3 separate regions of the Mus musculus genome follow, and regions 1 and 3 are each linked to region 2. A link is a loop called in an ENCODE intact Hi-C map of the cell type or tissue named here. Cell type or tissue: left cerebral cortex. All regions are shown on one strand.

Region 1 (8,000 bases), 82 kb after region 2:
AGTGCGGTGAGCGGGCCTGGAGCTCATGAAAGCAGGAGAGCTGAGCCTGCAGTTTTGGGTGACCTGGCTGCTGCTGTGTTGGAAAGCTCACCCTTGTGGTGTTGGTGCAGGAGGATTGGTAGATTGGCCAAATCAGCTCCCATCCAGGGCCAGATCCAGGGCTTTGAGTTGGCCCACTCCAACATCTGCCTCATCTCTGAACTGTTAGAGCATGTTCTGTGAGCATGAAAAGTCCGACCCTGCAGTCCAAAGCTGCATGATCTCCATGACACAGGGCAACAACAGGATATCTGAGAGGAGTCCCGGTAAGGATCCAGTATTGATAGTGTAGCAGAAGCCAGAGGCCTCAAACTAGACCTATGACTCTTTGCAAGTGAAGGTGTGTGTACAAAAAGGTATACTGTGGGACACACTGTGACACACTACAGTTTTTACAGGATGCTTTTTATGTTTTGTTTATTTACTTTTGTATCTTCTTTTGGGAGAAGGTTGCAAGGGCAGAGGGCAAATATGAAGGATGGGGAGATGAGTACATGATGTGAAATTTATAAAGAATGAATAAAAAGATTTTTATCTTTATTTTATTATATGTGTCAGTGTTTTGATTGCAGCATATACGAATGCCTGTATATCATGATGTCCATGATGTGCCCACAGAGGCCAGAAAAGGGCATCAGATCCCCTGGAACTAAACTTCCAGGTGGTGGTTCCCTGTCATGTGCATGTTGAAAATCTAACCCAGGTCCTCTGGAAGAACAGCTAGTGCTCTTAACTATAGACCCATCTCACCATTTAAAGAGAAAAATTAAAACTAAAGTTTTTTTTTTAATGTTGGCAATATATTTGATTTTCCTCCATTAGAACGTACTTCACCTGCATCTCCAAAGCAACACCAGTAAACACTATCAGCCCTCCACCAACACAGGCGCCCTCCTTCCGTTCCTTCTCTTCTATAATAACTTTTCTACATAATAGCCAGACTGGACTCATGAGCTGGGTCATGGCCCTTTCCTATTTTAACCTTACTCAACAGCTTCCATCACTCATGCATTGCGTCACTCTTTGACAGTCTCCTAGGTGAAGGTGATGCATTTGGTCACTTTTCATTCTCCACTACTCCTTCCTATTCCTTCCCACACATGCTGAACTTCTTCCCAACAATTTCTTCAATTTTCATGTTGTGTTACTGTTTTTTTTTCTATTTTCCTGTGATCCACGGAGTCTAAGTAGGGCTGTTTACACAGAATTATCATTTACTCTTTTGCAGTGCCAGGGATTGACCCTATGACTTCACACACGCACTGTACCACTGAGCTACATAACCAGCCTCTCCCACCACTCCTAACCTCCTTCCCGTGATTTGCAAAGAACCATGATTTAGATAATCTGGCCCCTTGTATTTTTCTACCCACATGCAAGCTCATGTTCCTGTCCAGAGTCTGGCTTCCCTTCTCTTCAAACCAAACCTATTGCTTCTGCCGAGCCTCCGCACATTGTCTTCTTTCCCTCAGAGTGTTCTTTACCATCTTTTCCATGGCTGCCTCCTAAGTTTTTCTTCCACCCCTTCGGTTTCTGCTGTAGCTCCTATCACCACCTGCAGGCATTTGGTTTCCTCCCATTAAGAAGTAAATTCCCAATGGGGACTCTCTCTCAACACTGTCTCCTCAGAGCCTCAAACAGGCTGAAGTAGGAAGGACACCAGGGATGCTTGCAAACAAACCAAGGTTTATTCCTTCTTGAACGTCAAACCACTGCCACTTTCTTGTCATATAGCCACAAAATAGCTGGCTTAAGCGTTTTAAGAATTGAGTCGACTCAAGTCTGTATAAATGGACTGATTACTCTGAGATGTTAATCAGTGAAAGTTTTCTTTCAGACTGATTTAGACAACTGAATCCAAGTTTATTAGCACGGTGGTTAAAGGAGCCAGATTATAGTTTTATTAGCCCATTTCCTATGTCAGACAAGCAGCAGATATGTACAGCGAAGACTACCTCTGCCATTTATATTTTCAGAATTTTTTTTCTTGTCTTTTTAAGTCACTATGTGACTCTATTTGTCCTGGAACTTCTATGTAGGCAAGGCTGGACTCAACTCAACAGCGGTCCACCTGCCTCTGCCTCCTGAGCGCTGAGATTAAAGTTGTGCATCACCATACCCAGTCAAAGAAGGATGGTCTTGAAGCTGATGGACAGAGACCAGTTTGGCAGAGACTGAAACTTCTAGGCTTATTTTTAATACTTCTAACTCATTGTTCCACATTCATGTACAATAGCATGAATGACTAGATAAAAACTGTTATATTTTCTCTATCCCTGCTTGACTCTTCCCTAAATATAAAGAGCTTGCTTTCAAGACACCTCAGCTTCTCTATGACAATGGATCATATTAAATAGCAGGGTAAATAAACGCTTCTGTATAGTATGCCTTATTATAAATCTGTATCCTTTCAGGGTTTTCACTCTGCTATTGTAGCATTATGTTGAGGTATAAGGGAAATGTGATGAACAGTAGCAAATACATTTGGTTTTTCTCTGTACTTTCAAGACTGAGCATTCAGACATGAAGCAACTGCATGAGTGGAGAACACTAAAATAAAGCATGTCTTATGCAAGCAGCAATGCTTCTCCTACTATTAATATCTATGATCACCCATGAAGTAATTTTTTCCCAAGATGAAGGCACATGAGGTTACTGTATTCGGAAACTTCCTTCTGAGGGAACCTGGAAAGATTCATCTCTGTGCCAGCCATGGACAGCCTCTTGTCCTTAAGAATCTTTGCTCCAGTGTCCAGTAGAAGCGTGAGTCTGATTCTACTCACTTTTATCTAATGTGTATAAAAACAAGAAACGTCAGCAGCTCACACACTGACTTAGCAGATGTATGGGGTTTTTTTCCTATATTTAAAAATGTCACAAATATTTTCCTTGAAAAAAATTTCACTGTTCTATCACTGTGAAGAGACATCATGATCATGGGAACTGTTAGAAAATATTTAATTGGGAGCTTGCTTACAGTTTCAGAGGCTTAGTCCTTTATCATGGCTGGGATCATAGTGCATAGCAGGCATGGTGCTACATCTTTATCTGCAGGCAGAGAGAGAGAGAGGGAGAGAGAGAGAGAGAGAGAGAGAGAGAGAGAGAGAGAGAGCGCACTGGTCCTTGTGTGGCCTTTTTGAAACCTCAAAGCAAACTCCAGTGATACACTTTCTCCAACAAGGCCACACCTATTCTAAAAAGGCCACATCCCCTAATCCTTGTAATCCTTTCAAACAGTCCCACTCTCTGGTGACCAAGCATTCAAGAGTATGAACTTATGGGATCCATTTTTATTCAAACCACCATACCCAGGAACTTTTGAAATGAGCAGTTTACAAAGGACCTATGAATAAAATCTAACTATTGCACTACATTCTCAGAAAGACCTTCCTGTGACATAATTTCATTGTTTAGTTCATTAATTGCGTAACACTAATCACTTTCTGCAATTACCTTACCATTTACAGTCTTCTTGCTTATAAAATTAACTTTTCTGTTGTTAATGTTGATCCCCAGTATACAGAACTTAAATTTGTGCAATGAGCAAATTTATTTTTTGATTCCCTGTGTAGCCATGGCTGTCCTGAAGCTCACTCTGTAGACCAGGCTAGTCTCAAACTCACAGAGATCCACCCTCTTCTGCCTCCAGAGTGTTGAGATTAAGAGTGTATGCCACCACTGCTTGGCTGCAAATTCTCGTTTTAGTTATCTATAATTAGTGCTTTTTAAATGTCTTGTGTACTGGAGCGGTGGAGACAGGAGAGTGAACTGGAGACTTCTCCCTCCTCCTCCAACACCTTCAGAAGGCAGCTCTGGAGATGAAGTGCTTGCTGTGTGAACAAGAAGACCTGCATTCCATTCCCAGAATCTACTTCAAGGATGGGCAAAGGAATGCAAGGTTGTGATTCTTGTGCTGTCAAAGAAGATGAAGCAGAAAGGTCATCCTACACTACTTGGTGAGCTCCAGGCCAGCAAGAGACCCTGTCTCAATAAATATAAAAAAGTCTTGTAACATGAGACTTTGTAACATGTTGTAACAGCTCAACATGCTGACCAGTGATAAATTATTAACGATATAAAAATATCCTGCTAATTTTTCTTTTATTCTTTTGTTTTGTTTTCTTGTTTTGTTTTTTCGAGACAGGATCTTTCTGTGTAGCCCTGGCTGTCCTGGAACTCACTCTGTAGACCAGGCTGACCTTGAACTCAGAAATCTGCCTGCCTCTGCCTCCCAAGTACTGGGATTAAAGACGTGTGCCACCACTGCCCGGCATTTTTTCTTTTTCCCATGTAAATAAGGGCTACTTATTTATTTTTTTTCAACTGCAGATCAGCTGACAACTTCTTAAAGATTTGGTTCCTATGTCTAGCTAAGTGAAATTCTCAAGCGTCTTTGTCTACCCTTGCAAACATACACCAGTATTTCCCCACATTCATCCACATTTCTCAGAGAACTTCATTCCACTGTACGAAATCCCTCATCCTGGTAAACGGATGACGAATTTGATCTGAACACTGATGGTTTGATAAGACTGGAAGGATGTTCGTGAGCTGTATTTTCCGTTTTGAGAGCAGTCTTGCCATTTGGTAACAATGTTACAGTTCCTCCTTTCCTCATACCCAGATATTAAAGATATACAGCTTTGTTTCATGGAAGTTCTGATTGTCTCTCTTAGACATTTTGCTAAACTTCTTGTTTGGTGATGAGGATCAAACCCAGGGCCTCTAACTACTGAGCTCTTTAACCGCAGTCTTTCAAATTCTAAATACTTAGCATAAAGGGTTAGATATTTTTAGATAGATGTCTTTTTTTTTTTTTTTTTTTTTTTTTTTTTTTTACGGCTGCTTGCCTCTCTTGGTTTTGCTTGTGATCTTTTTGGTTACCAAGGAGATCGAGCCTGAGCCCCCAGTCGCTAGATCTTCCTAGAGACTAAGTGCGGGCGTCAATGGAAACCGCACCTCAAGTCACAGACCTAGGTCTCCTCCTAGAGCCCTAGCAGTTTGGGAGGGTCAGAGGCGGGCCTGGGTCCCAGAGGCTTTCTCTTGCCACCCAGCCGCGCGCGCCCTCGCACGCCCCGCCCCGTGAGAGGCCGCGTGACGGACCCGTGAGCCAGCCAATGGCAGGCGGCCCCGCCTCCCCACCCCCACCCCGCCCCCCGCTCAGTTTGCTGCCACGTGATACGGCTCGTCGCCAGCCAATCGCCGCGACCTCAATCTCGCGCTCCGCCCCGCGCGCCGTGGCCGTTTGAAGTGACTAATTTCTGTCATATGACTGAGGCGCCCATGGGGGTGGCGGGGTGGCGGTAGGAGCGGGGGGCCTCCTGCGAGCTCCCAGCCGAGCGACCCCAGTCTTGCGGCGGCCAGCATGGCCCCCACCCTGTTCCAGAAGCTCTTCAGCAAGCGGAGCGGATTAGGCGCGCCGGGACGAGACGCCCGCGACCCGGACTGCGCGTTCAGGTGAGGCGTCGCGGGCCCCCGAGGGGTCGCGGCCTCGGGCGGGGCGTGCGGTCCCCTGCCCTCTTCGCTAGGCTGTTTATGCCCCGCCCGCGCCACGCGCCGCGTCCCCAGCCCCAGCACGGCGGCCTCGGGAGGCTGTCGGTCCGCACGCTGCCCGGGCTGCGACCTCACCGCAGGCCTCCGGGGCCCGGCCGGGAGCTGCTGTCTCCCTGTGATCCGCAGCCCTCGGGTGGCTTTGTGCAGACTGTCGCGCGTTCGGCCAACCTGCGGAGCACTGAGGAGGCTGGAGGAGCGAGTGGGCAGGCTGGCGGTCTGTCAGGCTTCTTGGAAACTAAAATTGGAGCTGTGCAGTTCTCTTGCCGAGCGACCTTAGTGTTATCGAAGGAGAAATGCGAAACCGAAGTGGTTAGGGTTACTACTGACCAGACTCGAGGAGGACTTGCGGTAGAACTTACTGTCGAATTTTCTTTCCCTTCTTACACCTGTTACTGAAAAGGAGTTTCTTGCAAATGGAAAACGGTAGCTGTGTGTGTGTGTGTGTGTGTGTGTGTGTGTGTTTGTTTGTGATTGCATGCTTTGTTTCTTTCTGATTGCAGTACCTGTTGCTGGTACAGTAACTTTTTAGAATTGTCAGATATATAGAAGCTTAGCTCAATGGTTAAATTCAGCCGTGGAATTGTATTTGAAGAAGATATTGTTTTGTCTTCCATAATGCGCTATGGAAACTTTCGCATGTAACTAGGCCAAATGTCACATATCAGACAAACTTGGCTGTATGGCCGAGAACTCAGTTGTACAGTAATAGTAAAAGGGAAACAGTGTCAAATTTTGCAGCAAGCCCAAGTATCAGATGACTGCACTACATAAGTCTTAGAGGCTTTAATATTTTTCAAATTATCCACGCTGTCAATAATACAGATCCCATCAGGAAACAATGTGTGAGATTGAATATCAAATGGCAAGTAATTTAACTGATATTTAATGGGAGAAAAAGGTCAGTTACCGTTTTGGAAACAAGCTTAACAAAAGAATTTTCATGGCAGTGGCTTTTCTTCGTAATGGGAAGTAAATGTCTTGTGCCGTAGTCATCTGACAGTTGTTTTTCCTTTGAAAAGCGAAAGTGCAGATAACACCAGATAATACACCGGGACACCTAGGAAAACCAGAGACCCGGGAAGCAGCCTCTGGAGAGAGATTTAAAAGATAACATTTGAATAGACCACTGTTTCTATTTCTGTGCAGAGACTGACTTTGGGTAACCAAGATTACAAGAGTCTCAATTTGTTAATGTGACCAAAATCTACTTTTTGAGTAAGTGTTCTATATGGTTGTGTAAGACTTTACTGCTGCCAAAGAACTTTCCCATCAGTTATCTCATTTCACAGTAACCTTGTGAGATAGAGCAAGTAGCAATGTAGAGATGACTTTATAATCCTTTTTCCAGCGTGGAAGCCCAATACCTGCAGTTCATCGTGAAAACTTGCTTTGAAAACAAGATGTGTACAAGTGTAATGTGAGAAAATGAGAATTCTGGATCACATACCTAGTGACTTGAGATCTAATTAATCCAGCTTTTAAAATTTCCTTGATATATAATTAAAATACAATAAAAGATGAATACACGGGGAAGGTTACTGTCCCATGAGGGCTGACAGACAAACACAGTTTATACTCAGCACTCCACTGAACCTTCACAACCATTCGTTCTGTCAGCTTGTGCTCCCTCCTTTTCCACAGTCCTTAACCCCCTTTCACCCAAGAACAATTTGGTCTGCTTTCTTTTGTTATATTTTGGCTTTTTGAACATTTCATATAAATGTGATTTTATGACTTCCATAGCCACATGTCTGGCTTCTTTTTACCCACAATAATGTTTATTGAGATGTATCTACGATGTTGCCTTTTTAGTAGTTCCATTCATCTTTTAAGTAGGTGATTTATTGTACAGATATAGCATACCTTTTGTTTTTGCTCTTGGGCTCTCTCGCTCTCTCTCTCTCCCTCTCTCTCATGTGTATTTATTCTTTTGCGTGTGTGCACGCGTGTGCTCGCTGAATTTGATGTTACTTGGACTGACCTTCCATCTTACTTATTGAGTCAGGGTCTTGTAGTCAAACCCAGAGGTTCCTATGATTCTGATCTTGCTACCCAGCTTGCTCTGGCAAACCATCTTGCTTTGCCTTAATGGACCTGGACTGACAAGTGACAGGGAATGCCCTCCTGGCATTTCTGGATTTCTGGGGATCTGAACTCCCAGTCCTCACACTTGCTGGGCGAGCACTTTAACCATTTGGTCATCTGTCCAACTCACAATTTGTTTATTCACTCCTCAGATAAAAGATACTTGAGCAATTCTTCTGTGAATATTTGTGTATAGATCTTTAATTAGAAATAATTTTTGTTTCTTCTGGGTATAGATACTGAGCAGTAGAGCTGCTGGCTCATGTGCAGAGTTTTATTTAATTTTTTAAAAAGTTCCCAAACTTCTTCAAACATACTTGTTT
Region 2 (8,000 bases):
AGCACTGTTGTTTCAATTTTAATATGCAAATCAATTGTGCAGGTAAATTAATATAGTAATGCAAGGAATGTTACTGATGATAATATTGCTTATCAGTATTAAAACATTTGCTGTCAATATCATTTAGGTCACGGTCAGAAAAACCAAAAAGATATCCTATGGTATCAGAATTACTGACTCTATTCTATCCTGTGCATATTTGTTTATATAATTAAACCTTAAATCACTTTTAAAGAAAATAACCAAAAACTTTAAAACAGTTCTTCATGAATAAATTGGAAGTCGTTTGGAAGTTCTGGGAAATGTTTGGGCTCACAGAATTGGGATCAATCAAGTTAGATTAGCACCCTCCAAGACGTGCAGATCTGAGGTTGGCATGAAAATCTGGGGTTATATCAGTAGTGTGCATGTGTGTGTGTGTGTGTGTAGGAGTGTATTTAATTTTTGGTTTTTGGAACTGGAGCTCGAACTCAGGGCCTCAGGCAAGCTAATCAAATACTTAACCACTGATCAGGCCCATGTCAGACGTGATCAGTCAGGACCATGTAGCACATTAGTGGAAGTGTTTTATAACCTCTGAACAAATGTTTCATAACTGTAGACTTATTTTTAGGAAAGGGTGGAGTCTGAGAATGCCGAGAGATTATTTTTACTGCTGGACCACAAATGAGAGCTCTAAAAGCCTTTATCATGACTGTGCTTTTCTGGTGGGCTTTGTAGGCCTTTTTGGTTGGCATTGTCGTGCCTGACCCTGAAGTCATGCCTTCCTGGGCTCAGAAGAAAGGAATCGAAGGGACCTATCAGGAACTCTGCATGAAAAAGGTCTGTACCCCAAGGTGGCTCCCGACAGGCTGCTGAGCATTTTATAAGTCACCTAACAAGAGGACAGAAAAGCTGACGACCGTGAAATCTAAATGCATAAGATGTGTCTGGTATTACTTTAAACATTGTAGGAACCCCAAAGCAGAGATTTGCCCTTTTGTGGTTATTGAAGACCTCCCTGCTTTCTTTAAAAACAAAAAACAAACAAACAAACAAACAAAAACAGAGTAAAACATTTGGTTCTTGGGACCAGGAGCCATCACACAAAGTTTATCTAACCCCACTGCCCCATAGCTTGGAAGGGAGCTGTCTAAGAGGAGGTGATTTGTCCCAGACCACACAGCTGGTTCATGGCAGAGTCAGATGTGAACACAGGCTCTCTGCCCCTTGCCAAGGAAAGGTGGATCTCATGTGTACTGGGTTAACAGGTATAGATAAGATGGAAACAGTACACAGCTCTTTCCGATTAAAGCACCCACCGCTCCATCATGGAATTGTCTTGACATCTAGGGAGAGTTGCTGTTCTGTGTTTCAGCAGCAGATGCAGGCTGGCATCTCTGGTTCTACTCTCCCTGCCCTGAGCCCAAGCTTGCATAGGAGTGACAGCACTTCCACGCTGACCAACAGACCACTTTAAACAAAGCATGCCCTAACCCACCCACAGTGACCTCTTGGGCCATTTGCCTCCCTTTCTCTCCCGGAGAGAGGTATAGATTGGCATGGCACCAGGTTACCCTCAATAGAGAAGAGACCTATGTGTCTCTCTCACTGGTTGACCTTAATTCAAAACTTTGTTCCCTCTATCTGCACCGCCCCCCCTCCCTGATTTGAAATGTGTTATTGTTTCACTTACATGGTTCAATTCAGGAATTGAAGAAAGCCATTCTGGATGACATGGTGATGCTGGGGAAAGAAAGCGGACTGCATTCTTTTGAACAGGTAACTGACCTTTCTCACCCACCCACCCCCCGCCCCCATGTTACATAGAAGCATGTTGACCCTGACCTGGCCTCTTTCCCTGCCTGGTATGTGGCCAACCAGAAGGCTACACACACAAAGACCCCCTGAAGGGCTGTTGTGAGCCAACTGACACCTCCCGCTCCTGAGCTAAATGAGGTCGCTGGACAAGTAAGTAAGGCTGTTGCTCGTTGCCCTTACAACCGCAGGCGATCATAAGGCCGAAATAGAAGCCTTGCTGTCCCCGAGAGATCATGTGGGCCGGTCAGGCTCCCAAGCACCCTACCTTATTTTTACTTTTATGGGCACTGCTGTCTTAGCAGCTGCAGGCAAGCTTACTTGCTAAGAGGACACTATCAGCCCAGTGGCCTTTCTGCAAAGGAGAAAGAAACAAAGCCCCTGCAAACAAAGGACACTCAGTTCCTCTGAGACTCTCTGTAGCTGGGCTCAGGACTGAGCATGCTCAGTCCACCTCCCTGCTAGCATCTGTACTCTTAAGTAAAAGCCAAAGAGAGGAAGGTTCCAAGTAGAAAATAGTAACACGCTAATAAAAATTTTATCCTTTGGACTTTGAGATAATTGTCTTTTATCAGCATCCATAATTGTTCTCTGGGGACAGCAACATAGATCAGCAAGTAATGGTGCCTGCTGTCACACCAGATGACCTGAGTTCAGTTCCTGTGCCCCATATAATGGGAGAAGAGGACCAACTCCTGAAAGTTGACCTCTGAACTCCACACATGTATGTGTGTATTTGTACATGCATGTGTGTTCTGCACGAATGCTTGTTTACACACATACACACACAGAAAGAAAGAAAAAAAGAGGGGGGGTAAACAAAATTTTTTTTCAATAACTGCTTTTTCAAAGGGTTTGGTGACACATGTCTTTAATCCCAGCATGTGGGAGGCGACTCTTTGAATTCAAAGCAATCCTGATCTACATAGTTCCAGAACAGCAAGGGCTCTGTAGAGAGACCCTGTCTAAAAAACAAACAAACAAACAAACAAACATGTTTTCTATCAAAATCGCCCAAAAAATATAGTATGAGGGATCTGCAAGGCTTATAAGAAGTTTTAAATTTTAAATGCAGTTTTGATGATAGCCTACAACTAATTTTAAAGTTGTTTTTAAGTGTAAAATTCTTATGTTTAATCTGAATCAAAATATGTTTATGCACAAAGGTTTCTTTTTTTATTGTTGTGTTGCTTGGCTTTGGACAGGGTCTCATGCTATAGTGGTTTCAGGTCAGAGCAGGCTGGCCTGCTACTTCTTATGTAGCCCAGGCTGGTCTTGAACTTGCTGCAATTCTCCTGTCACAGCCTCCCAAATGTTAGGATTACAGGTGTGAGCTAACTACCATATCCAGCTACGGTTTTAAGTGTTTAAGATTGTTTTCCTCTTGGAACAGATGTTTAAATCTAACCAATTTGAGAAACCAACTTTTGCTTGTCAGTTAAGTGTTTCAGGCTGGCTAAAGCTCGACTCCAAAGCACGGTGGCTAATTGGTACTTTTCAGAGTAGAAGGTCCATATTTGCCGCTATGGTTATTTCAATTTCCAAATGTGGTAGAACGTATTGTGTGGTCTGTCCTTAATGGGGATCTGTGTGGCTGGATCACATGTGGTCATGTGGTTCAGGGGCTACCCCTGAGTGGTTCCAGACCCTGTATCCTGGGGCAATTTGAAGGACCAGCTGGGGCTGCACCTGGTGACATCCTTGTGAATTCCCAAGCTCTGTACGCCATCTGTTGGTGCTGAGATGTATAACCTACACGGGACACAGATTAAAAACTAAAATGAAATTGGGGGCGGGGAGGAGGGAGGGAGGAAGAGAGAGAGGGGAGAGAGAATGTGTGTGTGTGTGTGTGTGTGTGTGTGTGTGTGTGTGTGTGTGTGTGACATTTATTTCCTTAAGATTATTTTAGGAACCTTAAAATCGCAGTGTTCTCCATTGCCTTTGGTTAGAACACTAATGAGGAAAGAGAGTCCTTGAGTTTCCCTGTGCCTGTGTAGTTTCTGCTCTAATAATCTGCCCTCACCATGGTAACCTCAGATGCAGGAAAGTCATGTGGCATCCCAGAGGTCTTCGGTGTCATTGCCAAAGTTGTCACCTCTTGGTCTTCTCTGTCATTCTGTCCTCATTGCTTTATGCCACCCCAAGACACACACACACACACACACACACACACACACACACACACACACACACACACGGAGCCTCTGCTGACGAATGGCAGGACTCCTGTCCAGAGGAAGGTGCACTCCGGACACAGGCTGTCCCTCACAGAGGTTGCCCCAATTGATCCACAGTCCATGTTTGCCTTGGTCTTTTCCCTTTTCAAAATTAAGTGGCCAGAGGCTGGGGGTGTGGTTTAACTGGCAAGTCGTTGCCGAGAATGTAGCCCTGGATTTGACACCCAGCACCACGTCCACTAGGCATGGAGGCAGTGTATATAACCCCAGCGCGAGGAAAGTAGATGTAGAGAGATCAGAAATTCAAAGCTGTCCCAACTACAAAGCAAGCTCCAGACCAACTGAGGCTCTAAGACCTCGTCTCAAGCGAACAAACAAAGCAAACAAACCCCAAAACCATCAACCAATGATAGTAGCCCGCACAAAAATCATCAACCAATGATAGTGGCCCGCACAAAAAAAAACCATCAACCAATGATAGTGGCCCGCACAAAAACCATCAACCAATGATAGTGGCCCGCACAAAAACCATCAACCAATGATAGTGGCCCGCACTTGCCATCCCCTCTCTGGGGAGGCTAAGACAGGAGGAGGAGCAGAGACTCAGGGCCAACCCAGGGCTGTGTAGTGAGATTTTTGTCTCAAGGGAGAGGGGGAAGCTATTAAGGATTAGCCCTATTTTTACAGGTGGCTCGCCTGCATGTATTTAAGTGCACTACGTGAATGTATGCTGCCCTCAGAGGCCAGAAGATGACCCCACATCCCCAGAATGGTTGTGAGGTGCTGGGAACCAAGCCACTGTCCTCTGCAAGAGCAGTAAGTGCTCTTACCTGCTGAGCCACCTGTCCAGCCTTGAAGGATTAGCTCTAAACACATGAAGAATGACCTAACTACATCCAGCGTTTACGTTATCCTGTATAAACTTTAGGAGTTCAGGGTTACCGGGCTGGGTTGCTTGTACTAAACTTTGAGTTAGAAAACAAAAATGGATTTACTGTGGCATAAATTCCAGAAACATGCAATTCTAAGAAATAGGTCAGCCATTAGTAATTGACAGAGATCTTTAGAAGATGCATATCTAAATGAGTAGATTAATAAATAAATAAATAAATAGGATACACTTAAACTGTCCTAGTAACAAGTAGATGACTAGCATATACTTGAGCACATTTAATTGTGAATTAATAATGTTCTTGATATTTGAATGGCTCACTAATTTGCATAGACAATACAGAATGAAGTTTGACATGTAGATTTTTCAGCTTCTAACCAGTAACCTTCTCCTTAGTCATATTGTGTTGCTTCTCATTGAAATGGATACTTGTGGAATCAGTTTAGAGATGCTTTTATCATTTCCCTGATTCATGGATATGCTTATCTTTCTTTCCATCTTTCATCTTAAATGATTTATTTATTTATTTTGTTTATTATCTACAAGCAAACTCGAGTCAATACCTTTGAAAATCTTCAGAATACAAAAGTTTGTTTTTGTTGTTGCTTTTTTAAGTTTCTGAGTTTTTACATTTCTTTATTTTATGGGTATGGGTGTTTTGCCTGAATATGTCCATGTACCACGTATGTGCAGTTCCCTTGGAGGTCAGCAGAGGGCGTCAGATCCTCTGGGTATGAAATTGCAGATGGTTATGAGCTTCCAAGTGGGTACTGGTCATGGAACCCGGGTTCTCTGGAAAAGGAGCCAATGCTCTTAACCAAGGAACTATCTCTCCAGCCCCTGGAAAGTTCATGGTCTTGTGAAATAACATAACTGGAGGCTTTGGAGGTCTTACTTTCCAATGCAATGTTTAAATGCTATCTTTTTTTTTTTTTTAATGAAAGTTCTATAAATCTCATTTCAATGACAAGTTTCAATATAGAAGTCTAAGCTAATGTCAGGCATTCTCTTTCTATTTCTTCTATAAAATTTATTAAAAGTTGGAAAGACCCAGGCATGGTAGTAAACTCAGGAGACAGAGGCAGGTGGATTCCCTGTGAGTCTACATAGTGAGTTGCAGGTCAACTAGTGATGCACAATGAGAGATACCTGTCTCAAAACTACTTATATTCATCCATATGTATGTACATAGATACATGCATGCATACATACATACATACGTATGTACATACATACAAATGGACTTGGAAAGGTGGCTTAGTGGTTAAGAAAAGTTGTTATTCTTCCAGAGAACCTGGTTTTGATTCCCAGCACCTGCATGGAGGCTCACAACTGTCTGTAACTCCAGTTTCAAAAAATATGATGCCCTCTTCTGGTCTCCACAGGCACTGCATGCACATATCGCACAGACATACATGCAAGCAAAACACCCATGCACATAAAATAGATAGATAAATAGATAGATGAATGGATGGACAGACAAATGGACGGATGGATAAATTTGGAAAGCCAGTTTCATGGACATAAATGAACAATAAGACTCCTTTTTTAATACACTGAAAATTAGACAATTTTTTTGTCTTAAGGTTTTTTTGGGGGGGTTGTGTATGTAAAAAAAATTCAGTGGATATAATGGAGTTTTTGAGCAAAGAATTCTTTGTCACCTCTAAATAGCCACCTGCTAGGATGCTGTACTGTTAATATCAGAGACATCTTCCTAGCCCCTTGATCCATCTTAAGAGTCATCTTTCCAAAGAGCCATTCGGGCTTAATTTTCCATGTCGAGAGTCATGTCCAAACTTGCTAGCAATGTATACTGCTCTTTCCAATATGGCCATTCTTTCCAGACCCATCCTCTTCTATGTCACATGTATCACATCTGTAACAGGCTGCAGAGATTTGAACATCACTGCCTCTGCCTGAGCACACGCTTCCAATAGGACCACTCCACCCTGTCCCTGGCTGTCTACAGCTGGCTAACTTAACGCTTACTCTCCACCGTTCAGCTCACATATACCTATTTAAAGAACCTTGTCTCTCACAGGATCATGTTTTGAGCTCTCAGTTTCCAACCTGTAGCACTATCTTGAAAAAGTCACGGATCTTTTAAGAAGTGAGACCTGACTGAAGGAAGCAGGTCCCAGAAGTCTTTGAGCAAACCCCTCTTGTTCTAATCTCTCTGCTTTCCATCCACCACCATGTGAACAAGTTGCAGCCTCCCTCCCATTGCCACTGATGGAGCCATTGTGTCGGCCTCCCTGCCATGAGGAACTCAATCCCTCTGAAACCATGAGCCAGAGATATTGGTCTCCCTTTAAACTGATTCTGTCAGGTATTTTGGTCACAGCAATGAAGAGAAACATAATAAGGAAACACAGCGCAAACTCTGCCAAGCCTAGGGTCTGTGGTGTATCAGAAAGAAATGCCAACTCACACAGAAAAACCCCACTCCCAGTCTATTGGGTTTTCCTTCTTTGCATAAGTGGAAAGATGGATGATCCCAGGTAGGTACAGGTCCTCAAAGACACGGACTTTTCCTGTCTCTCCACTTCTCTCAACCCTTAGTGTGTTGGCTTTTCAATCCATGGTGGTGAGGTGGCTGCAGTAACTCTCAACATTGCTCACATTCAAGGAAGAAAGGGGAGAGGAAATAGAAGTAGCTGTGCTTGAACTTTTTAATTAGGGAAGAATTTTTTTCTAGACTAGTAACCAGATATGGATCTTATGGCTGTCCTCTAGCTGCAAAGCAGAGCTGAGAAATCAGAGAACAGGACAGTCATGGTACGGATTCTGGGCCCAACTAAGTCAGGTTTCTGTTAGCACGGGGGAAGTGGGGCAGGGAGATTGGAGGAGCAGCTGTAGTCCCCCCCCCCCGGCGCTCATCCCTGCACAGGTCTGCCAAATACTAACACCTCTCGTTGGATTGTAGGTTCCATGTGAGTAAGCGCTACTTGTTTCTCCTTGTATCCCTGGTGTAAAACATAGTACACCCTGTAGGTGCTCAATGAACATTAGTTACCCTAAACTATACCTGGTTCTCTGTGTATTTTAACACACACACTTTGATGTGATTTTTAAAATACGTGTTAGAACTCTTTAATAAGTGCATTACCTCTGCAGAGATCACTTGATTT
Region 3 (8,000 bases), 89 kb before region 2:
TGTGTACTTTGGGGTTGTCTCTGATAAGGTTTAGACACAACATGTTTGTGTCTGGGGAAAGTGTAGTTTATCGTTTCTGTTAGAGCTAAGGATATCAGTATGTAACTGGTGAAATAGAAGCATGGAAGAAATGGAGAAGGAGGAGGTAACAGTTAAGGATGAAAAGAGAAAAGGCACAGGTGTGAAGTCCAAGAAGAAACTACTGCAGAAGTAAGAACTGTGGGCCTATCAGTCTCCACATGTAGGGAGGGGGCTACTAGTCTCAGTAATTCAAACAAGCTAAGTCAGTGTCCTTCCCAAAGAGAAACATCTCTACCACTAAAGATCACTCTGCCAGAATTCCCTGCTCTGGGGCCTGCTGCTGCAGGCTACAACTTTGCCTCTGGTGTCTTAAAGATTGGGTTTTGGGTGGCAGACTCTGGAAGTGTATGAGGCCCACACACATGAGCTTACCTTTGTGCGCCATCAGGGCACCGTAACAGCTCCCACAGCATACTCTCACAGTTCAAGGTGGCTCACCAGGCAGTGTCTTCTCTGGCAATATCTCCTGGTCTTCAGCCTTGGGTCTCTGGGTTGCACCAGCCAAAATCTGTGCATGCCTTATCCAGCCTTTGGCTGCATTTCCAGAGCCTGGACCCCTCTTTCCAGCTCCCGAGGTGTCCACCTATACTTAATTTGCAGTTGACCAGCAGGAGCAGAGTTGTGGCTGATACCAGTGGCTTGGCTCCTTTGTGGAGAAACTCCCACCTCGGCTTATTTCTGTTTTCTTTAAACATATTTCCTTTTCTATATGAATAGAGCTATTGTGCTTTTAACCTAGTTTTCATCTATGCACGAACTTCAGCTTCTAATCTACCACCTTGCCCAGAATGTTCTGGAATTTCTTTTTAAACATTGAACAATTGGTTCCATGAGTCAGTATGGTGGTCTCAGCTCACCACTGACACTGGGTCTTGTTACTATGTGGACTCGTTACTGGGGAAGCACGGCTGGACGGGGCAGCAGGTAGCAGGACCCTAGAGGGAGGCGAGGCTGAGGATGAGCTATGACTCTGCATGGGGCATGAAATAAAGCACAGATGCTGTTTCAGCTAGGATGGAATAGGACCAGGCACAAAAGTTCATGAGTGAAGGCAAGTGGGTGAAGTGGATACCCAGGAGAATTGGGGAATCTAGTCTAGAATCCAAGTTAACTGAACATATTAGACCCATCTTCCCCCACAGCACCTAAGTGAACCCTAAGACTAGGGGCATTTTCTTCCTCTAGTGGTCATTTCACGAACTGCAGAAACAAACCTCTGACTTCTCAGCCCTGTGAGCATCCCAAGCATTCAGGTGAGTGAGGCTGGGGAAGAAGAGGAGTGGGGGCAGGGAGAGGAGAGGTTTATTTCTTTGGGAATTTAAAAGTCTATTTGGGAGAGGTACATAGAAGAATGCATTTCTGAGCTAGTGGCAGATAAACTGCCCACTTCCTCCTACATCTTCAACAACTGGGCTGTTCCTCACTGGGAGCCTAAAGAGATAAAGATAGAAAAGAAAAATAAAGGGAAATGAGCCCCAGGATCTGATGTCAGTACCCAAAGCTGCCTTATGGGGCTCTTGAGGAATCAGGGAGGATACTATTCCCTAGTGTGGTGACAGAAAAAGAAGGCTCATTTGGCCCCTTGTCCCAGCTGGCTCCAAGGCTAGAGGATTCACCAGGCACCACCGGGCAGGGTTCAGGGAGCCGGGCTGGGAGGCACACAGTACCAGAGTCTGATGGTAGACTGAATTCCCACATTGGTGGTATCCCAGACCCCACCATTCAGGCTGTTTTCTGCAACCAAGACACCATATGGTTGTCCTTCTTGTGGTCCCCTCCCTATCCTTCCCTTTTAGAGGAAAGCCCTGTCATGGGTCATCTTGGACAATCCAGAACCAGACAGTAGGAACCCTACAGTGGGACTGAGCTGAAGGTGGCTGAAAGTTTAGGTAGAAAGAAAGGGAGGGGGAAGGTCTGGAAAGCCACAGCACTTTTGTTTGCTGGAGCTCCCACAGCGTTGATAACCGTGAGGAAACACAAGCAAAAGGTGAGGGCGCGTCCCATATGACAGCCTTAGGATACAGGCAAGCCCATAGGTAAGTCCTCTAACGATTTAAGGTTAAGGCTCAAAGACGCCTTTTTAAAGCTCAATCCGGCTCAATAAGTCATGAATCCCAAGGTCAGTCTGGAGTCAGGCACGAGGTAGGGAGAATAAATCAACCAAGAGAAGCCAGAAGCCTAGGCAGACATGGAAACTTCTGGAAAAAGTGAGATTTCTTTGTCTGAGTAACCTGCACCCTCAGAGAGTCCTGCCAGTTAGTTGGGAGCTCAGATGATGGTGGTAGTGGATAGATTTCCACTACAGGAAGTGTTAGGGACACTGCTGCAGTTCTAAGTATGACCACTAGGGGAGGCATTCTAATGGATTTCAGCATGTTCTCAGGCGCCAAGCCTGAATGAAGTCCTAGAGGGGGGCACTAGTTAGAAGCTGCATTTACTTGGTCTAACTTTGCCAAACTGGACTTCTGTAGTCCCATAAAACAGAGATCACACATTCTGGTTTGGAGTGAAGAGTAGATTAAATAGTAAAGGTTAAATGTCCAGACCAAGATCTGATACATGTTGCATGCTGTGTAGCCGCATGTGATGTCCGGACAAGTATCCTCTAGGACTGTTACAGAGATCAATCCAAACTCCTCAAGAAACTGGACGAAACCAAACCCATTTGTTCAAAGTTATTTATTTCCACAAGGGACAAATGAACATGGCCCCAGTCTTCCTTGGAATTTTCTTTGGAGAAACTCCTCCTCAGCTAAAACAGATATACTCACATCACAGAAGGCAATAAATAAATAAATACATAAATACATAAATAAATAGCCTTAATGGAATAAAATAGGAACATAATTAGGTAAAGCCAAAGGAGAGTTGTAAATTTCAGAAAGTAGATAAATTGATAAGACATTTGATGGCATAAAGGAATGTAAAATCCTTTTGACCATGGGCCATGAGGAACATTCAGACTTTAGGTGCTCTGCCTGCTGTTTTAACATTCCACGGTTCCACGGTTAGGAGAGACGGAGCCAGATGCGGGCTGAGGTGGTCTAGAGGTTAGCACTGTCTCCAGATCGTTAAGGTGGACCATGTAGAATCTCAGTTTCTTCCGAAAGTCATCCAGATCTCGAATGAAGACCCCTGGCAGCTGTGAGGAACCAGAAAAGAAGGCATTAGATGTGAACATGTTGCTGCGGGCCACAGCAAACTATAAGTCTGGTCATGGGCAAGGGCACAGCCTGCTAAACACGTGGGGGAAGGGCAGCTTACCGCAGAGTCATTCGCAGATGTAGGCAGGCAACAGTTAAGTTTCTGTGGAGAGACACCAAGGCATAGTCAGATCCCTCCTAAAGTGGAGAAGGCCCTACTTTCCTCTCCAAAAATGCTGGGAAAGGTAAAGGCACGGAGCCCCACCCCCCACCCCCAACCCTCTGCAGCTCCACACACCTGAAGATTGGACTTGATAACGTATCTGTCCTCAGGATCCACTTCTCCTTGGCTTTCCACGAATTTGGACAGGTTTACTCTCCGAAAGCTCTTATTCTAAGAGGGCAAGAAATCTTTATGTAAGGCCCAGGGATGTGAGAGCTGGGAGGTGAGAACTGGAAATGAAAGAGCTTGGGAGTTGAGAGCCAGGGAGATGAGATCCAGAGAGGTGAGAGCCAGGGAGGTGAGAACTGGAAAGGAAAGAGCTGGGGAGGTGAGAGTTGGGAAGTGAGAGCTGGAGAGATCAGAGCTAGGGAAGTGTGCCTGCTATTTGAGATTTCTTTGAACAGCCTTATTCCTGTCCCTTCATTATCCTGGGGCTAAAAGCTAGTGTATATCTCAGACAAGGGCCTGTTTCTCCCAAGCACCAGGTCTTAACTCCTGGCAGCCTGTGAGCTGTGTGAAGGATCTAAGCAGATTTGTCTGTACTTGAGGAAAACACATCCCTCCAGAAAAGCTCTAGAAAAGGCAGAAGGTTGGCCAAGGAAAATACCAAGATGCCAAAAACCCAGGCCAATGCTTTAATTTAATTAAGAATTTCTCGATACCTAGAAGAAAATCCTATAGGCTCCAACATGTTCCTAGGGAGGGGAAATATAGACATTCAGCACTCTTGCAAAGAACTTCATGTTAGGTCCAAACAAATAAAAACAAGACATAACTATTGTATCAAACTAGGAAAATAACTACAAATAGTAATGTCTGGGGCTGGCGGAAGTAGAAAACACAAACTTCAGTTTTGGAGGAGGAAGAAAAGCAAAAGACACAAAAGTCACAGAGGGCAATGGCATCCCCACTGAAAGTGGAGCCAGAGGCCTGCAGCAGGCAGGGTTCACCCACAGCTGTCTTCATTGTATATCCTAAAAGGTAACTTTCATTATTGCAGCTGACTGAGGTATATACTGAGGCTTGAGAGTCATCTGATGATTTCCTTAATAACCCCACTGAGATAGATGCAAAAATGGAAGCAAGGCATCGTGGAGTGATGGCTGAAGTCACCCAGGCAGGAGATAGATGGAACCCAAGAATATCCCAAAGCAGGGCTCTTACCCTCAGAGAGGGTCCTTCATCATCAGTTTTGAGTTCAGGTTCCTGTGAGGACATAGAAAGAAAGAATCATGAGGCTCACTGGCTTGAGGCACCTGTTGGAGCCGGCCTGCACCAGGCCAACCTCAGCCAGTTACTCACTGGGAGCTTCCCTATAATCTCCTTGACAATAGAGCTGCAATTCAACGTTCTGGTTAAACGGTGGGTATCCCGGCCACTGATTGAAGCTTGGAGTCCCAGGTGGAAGAGCATCAGGAGCAGGAGCAGCATGGTGTGGATGCTGGTGGTAGAGCTGGCAAGAACCATTGTCTCGTTCTGGTCCTCCAAGGGGTTCTGAAGAAGCCACAGGAGCCTTCACCTTATATGTATTCAGAGAGGGGTGGGGCGGGGCCCGGCGGGGCAGGGGGGAGGGCAGGCATCAGAAGCAGCTTTATCTGACATGGAACCTCCATAGCAAACCACAAACTTATTCATCACTTTCTAGTACTCAAGATTATCGACATGGGAAGAAAGACTGCTTATTCAAAGGCCATCTTCTTCCTTTGTCATAGAGATGGACGGAGTGGAAACAGGTTGTGGGAGGAAGTAGCCTGGCTCTGAGCCAGCTTGGGCTTTCTATGCAGTGGAATCTCATCCTACCATCCCTTGCACAAACTTGACCCTGACTGTACAGCCTATGTGGTGACTGTACACCCTACCTGATAGAGGTAGTCACCAGAGTCACTGGAGCAGACTTGAACTTGGTAGGCATTCTGGCACATGGTTAAACTTCCATGTGTGGGCTAGTCGTCTGGCTGGTGGTAGCCAGAGCTAAGTGTATCTCTAGGCAGCTTTCCCGTTGACTCTTATTCTTTGCAGGTGGATATGGAGTTCAGCTCACCCTTTCATTGGCCTAGTCTGAGTGCAGTAAGGCAATGCATGAAGGCCCACATCCAGAGGACAAAACCCTCGATGGAGATATGGCTGCAAACACTAGGGTATCCTTCTGATAACCCAGGCAATTAGGACTGGGGACCTAAGGACAAAGGTGGGCCTCGAGAATAGTATTCCTGGAAGCTGTGGGATGGTTTAGCAGGTGGTATAGCCAAGTCTAAACAGGGAGTGCAAGTGAAGAGAGGAGAGCATTGCCCTGAAGGAAAGCCATATTGAGGGATTTATATCCCAGTCGGCCCTGGAGCATGAATGTGATGGGAGCCTGCCTGCAGATCAGGCCTGCAGAGGTGGGAAGAAAACAGGGACAGTTAGGGGAAGTTCTCAAAGGACCTGAGAAACCACAGCTAGGGAGAAAGTAGGGAGGCCAGGAGGGAGGAGAGCCAGGGGACACTAGCCCCCTTCTCCATGGGACAGGTTGGCAGGCCACAGCACACAATAGGGAGCCAGATGAAGTTTTGGTAAAAGATGGGTGTGATGAGGCTGGCTAAATATTTCTTTAAGATGACTGGGCTGGGGTGCAGGGAAGCAGAGCATGGTAGAGAAACCAGGGTTTGGGTCGGGTTGTGGTGTGATGTGATCAGCGTAAGACGATGAAGGTTAGCACGTTATGCTGAGGCAGGGGAAACTGGGTGCTTCTGTCTTCAAAGCAGAAGCAAATATGGTGAAAGATAAGGGTGAGACATCAAGGGGGACAAAGACTGATTGAAGAGATGCTGTCTATGGCCTGTATACTCCAGGTCCAGCCAAGCAGACCTTGTACTAGGAGACTGGACTCCTGGATCCAGCTCAGAGCATACTCTACACTTAAGGGGAATCTCACTAGGGAGCATTTGGGGGTTTGGGAACCAGTTTGGGTGCCCAGGAGGCATTACTCATCAAATAACTTATGTTAAGTAATTGCTGTGTGCAGGAACCATAGATAGGACAGACCTCAGCCTCGAGGGAAAGGCAGACTAATGCTCTGTTCCTTTTCTAGTGGTCCTCGGGCCTGCAGGGTCAGCACCACACTCTTGGCTTTCAGACTTTCATTTTGACAAGACCCTCTGTAGCACACAAGAAGCTCTGATTTAAATCTACCAGTGACTGGGACTCAGAAGAGGCCCCTGGACCCTAGAGACCAGGGTTTGTTTCTTGACCTCTCCATTGTTGCTTGCTGTTACTTTTAGTGTAAGCACCTTGGGGATGGAAGCATGTCCTATGCGATCCCTCATTAAGGAAAAATGTCTATTTTTGTGTAAACAAGCTTTTGCTGAGAAAACTCAAAACAATGAATTTTAAAGCTGTGGCGACCAAACACTTTTACATGTAGCATCTGCCTCCTTAAAACTCCCAGTTTTGTGTTGTAGTGAGGAAACACCAGCAGCAGCAATGGGAAGCATGGGGCAATGGGGGAGTAGAGTACAAGCAAGGTTTATGATCTACATTTGTGAAAATGCCATAATGACTGTCCCTCTTGTACTATGAATATACACTAGTGATTTTAAAAAAAGTAATTGGCTGGGAAGATGGCCAATGGGTTAGAGTATGTGAATCTTCAACACCCACATAAAAAGCCGGGCATAGCCATGTGTGCCTATAAACCCCAGCACTGTAAGCCAGAGAGAGTAGGATTACAGGGTTCTCACATGTATGTACACGTGTATGCATACAGCACACACTAACATATACTGCATATGTACCCACATACATATGTGTGTGTGTGCACCACATATACGACTCATACAAAAGAAACTTTTTTTTTTTTAAGAAAAAAGGGGAAGAGAAATCATTGGCATTAGTAGGTTTGTTCCTTCTTTGAAACATGATACTAAGCTAGATATGGCTGCATACCTATACTCCTAGTCACTCAGAGGCAGGAGGATTGTGTGAGTCCAGGAATTTGAAGGAACTTGAGCAACATGACAAGAAGCTATCTCAAATGCTAGTATCAACACTTTTAATCAATGAAAGTAATTATAAAGTTTATTGAAGGGAGGAGCTAGAGAGATGGCTCAGTGGTTAAGAGCACTGACTACTCTTCCAAAGGTCCTGAGTTCAAATCCCAGCAACCACATGGTGGCTCACAACCATCCGTAATGAGATCTGACACCCTCTTCTGGTGAGTCTGAAGACAGCTACAGTGCACTTAGATATAATAGTAAATAAATCTCTAAAAATAATAGTTTATTGAAGGGAACGAAACTTCATGCGAGTAGTATTGAGACACGTGGGTTGATTGCAAGAGGAAGATATAGCAAAGTGTCCCAGGAAGCTTTGTCTAGTTTGAGACAACAGCTGAAACATTGGAAAACTGTTAGTAAAGGGGTTGAGGGACTCCACTGGACCTGAGGGAGGTTCTGGTGCTAATGGAGAGATCCAGATAGCACTGAGTGTTGTCTAAGTTTATAAAGTGCCAAGAGCAAAGTCCTTGTCATGGTTAATTGCCTTATTCTTCATGATGGGCCAATGAGGCAGTACTG

Evidence for each region. Hi-C counts contacts between places; a loop is a spot of excess contacts. Peaks named below come from ENCODE experiments on the same cell type or tissue, not always from the same donor. Only the 100,000 strongest peaks of a DNase experiment are listed, where the experiment ranks them.
Region 1: it touches region 2 in a loop (2.2-fold over the local background); 4 of 42 quality-filtered maps call a loop at or near these places.
Region 3: it touches region 2 in a loop (6-fold over the local background); 3 of 42 quality-filtered maps call a loop at or near these places.

Annotation. Positions count from the first base shown.
Region 1 is chr11:54,432,893-54,440,892 of GRCm38, forward strand. It overlaps Fnip1 (folliculin interacting protein 1), which reads left to right and starts at 5,287. Exons shown (of 18, transcript NM_173753.4): 1 at 5,287-5,496. The coding sequence starts at 5,405. It overlaps LOC115487771 (a long non-coding RNA gene), which reads left to right and starts at 5,503. Exons shown (of 2, transcript XR_003949675.1): 1 at 5,503-6,015; 2 at 6,739-8,000. In left cerebral cortex, no CTCF peak of the experiment used is centred here; DNase peaks (open chromatin) are centred at 3,788, 4,661, 5,238 and 5,752; H3K4me3 peaks cover 2,999 bases; H3K27ac peaks cover 1,817 bases.
Region 2 is chr11:54,351,302-54,359,301 of GRCm38, forward strand. Acsl6 (acyl-CoA synthetase long-chain family member 6) reads left to right here. Exons shown (of 21, transcript NM_001033598.1): 19 at 721-822; 20 at 1,690-1,761. Among named protein-coding and RNA genes, the nearest start is that of Gm12224, 10 kb to the left of the region's middle. In left cerebral cortex, CTCF peaks have their summits at 3,511, 5,562 (motif pointing right) and 6,246 (motif pointing left); DNase peaks (open chromatin) are centred at 668, 2,146 and 3,500; H3K27ac peaks cover 768 bases.
Region 3 is chr11:54,262,337-54,270,336 of GRCm38, forward strand. It overlaps Il3 (interleukin 3), which reads right to left and starts at 4,943. Exons shown (of 5, transcript NM_010556.4): 1 at 4,750-4,943; 2 at 4,612-4,653; 3 at 3,523-3,618; 4 at 3,346-3,387; 5 at 2,749-3,223. The coding sequence starts at 4,914. The coding sequence ends at 3,068. LOC115487722 (a long non-coding RNA gene) reads left to right here and starts at 1,278. Exons shown (of 3, transcript XR_003949552.1): 1 at 1,278-1,334; 2 at 5,467-5,635. In left cerebral cortex, CTCF peaks have their summits at 1,264 and 2,422; DNase peaks (open chromatin) are centred at 2,423, 3,742 and 7,059.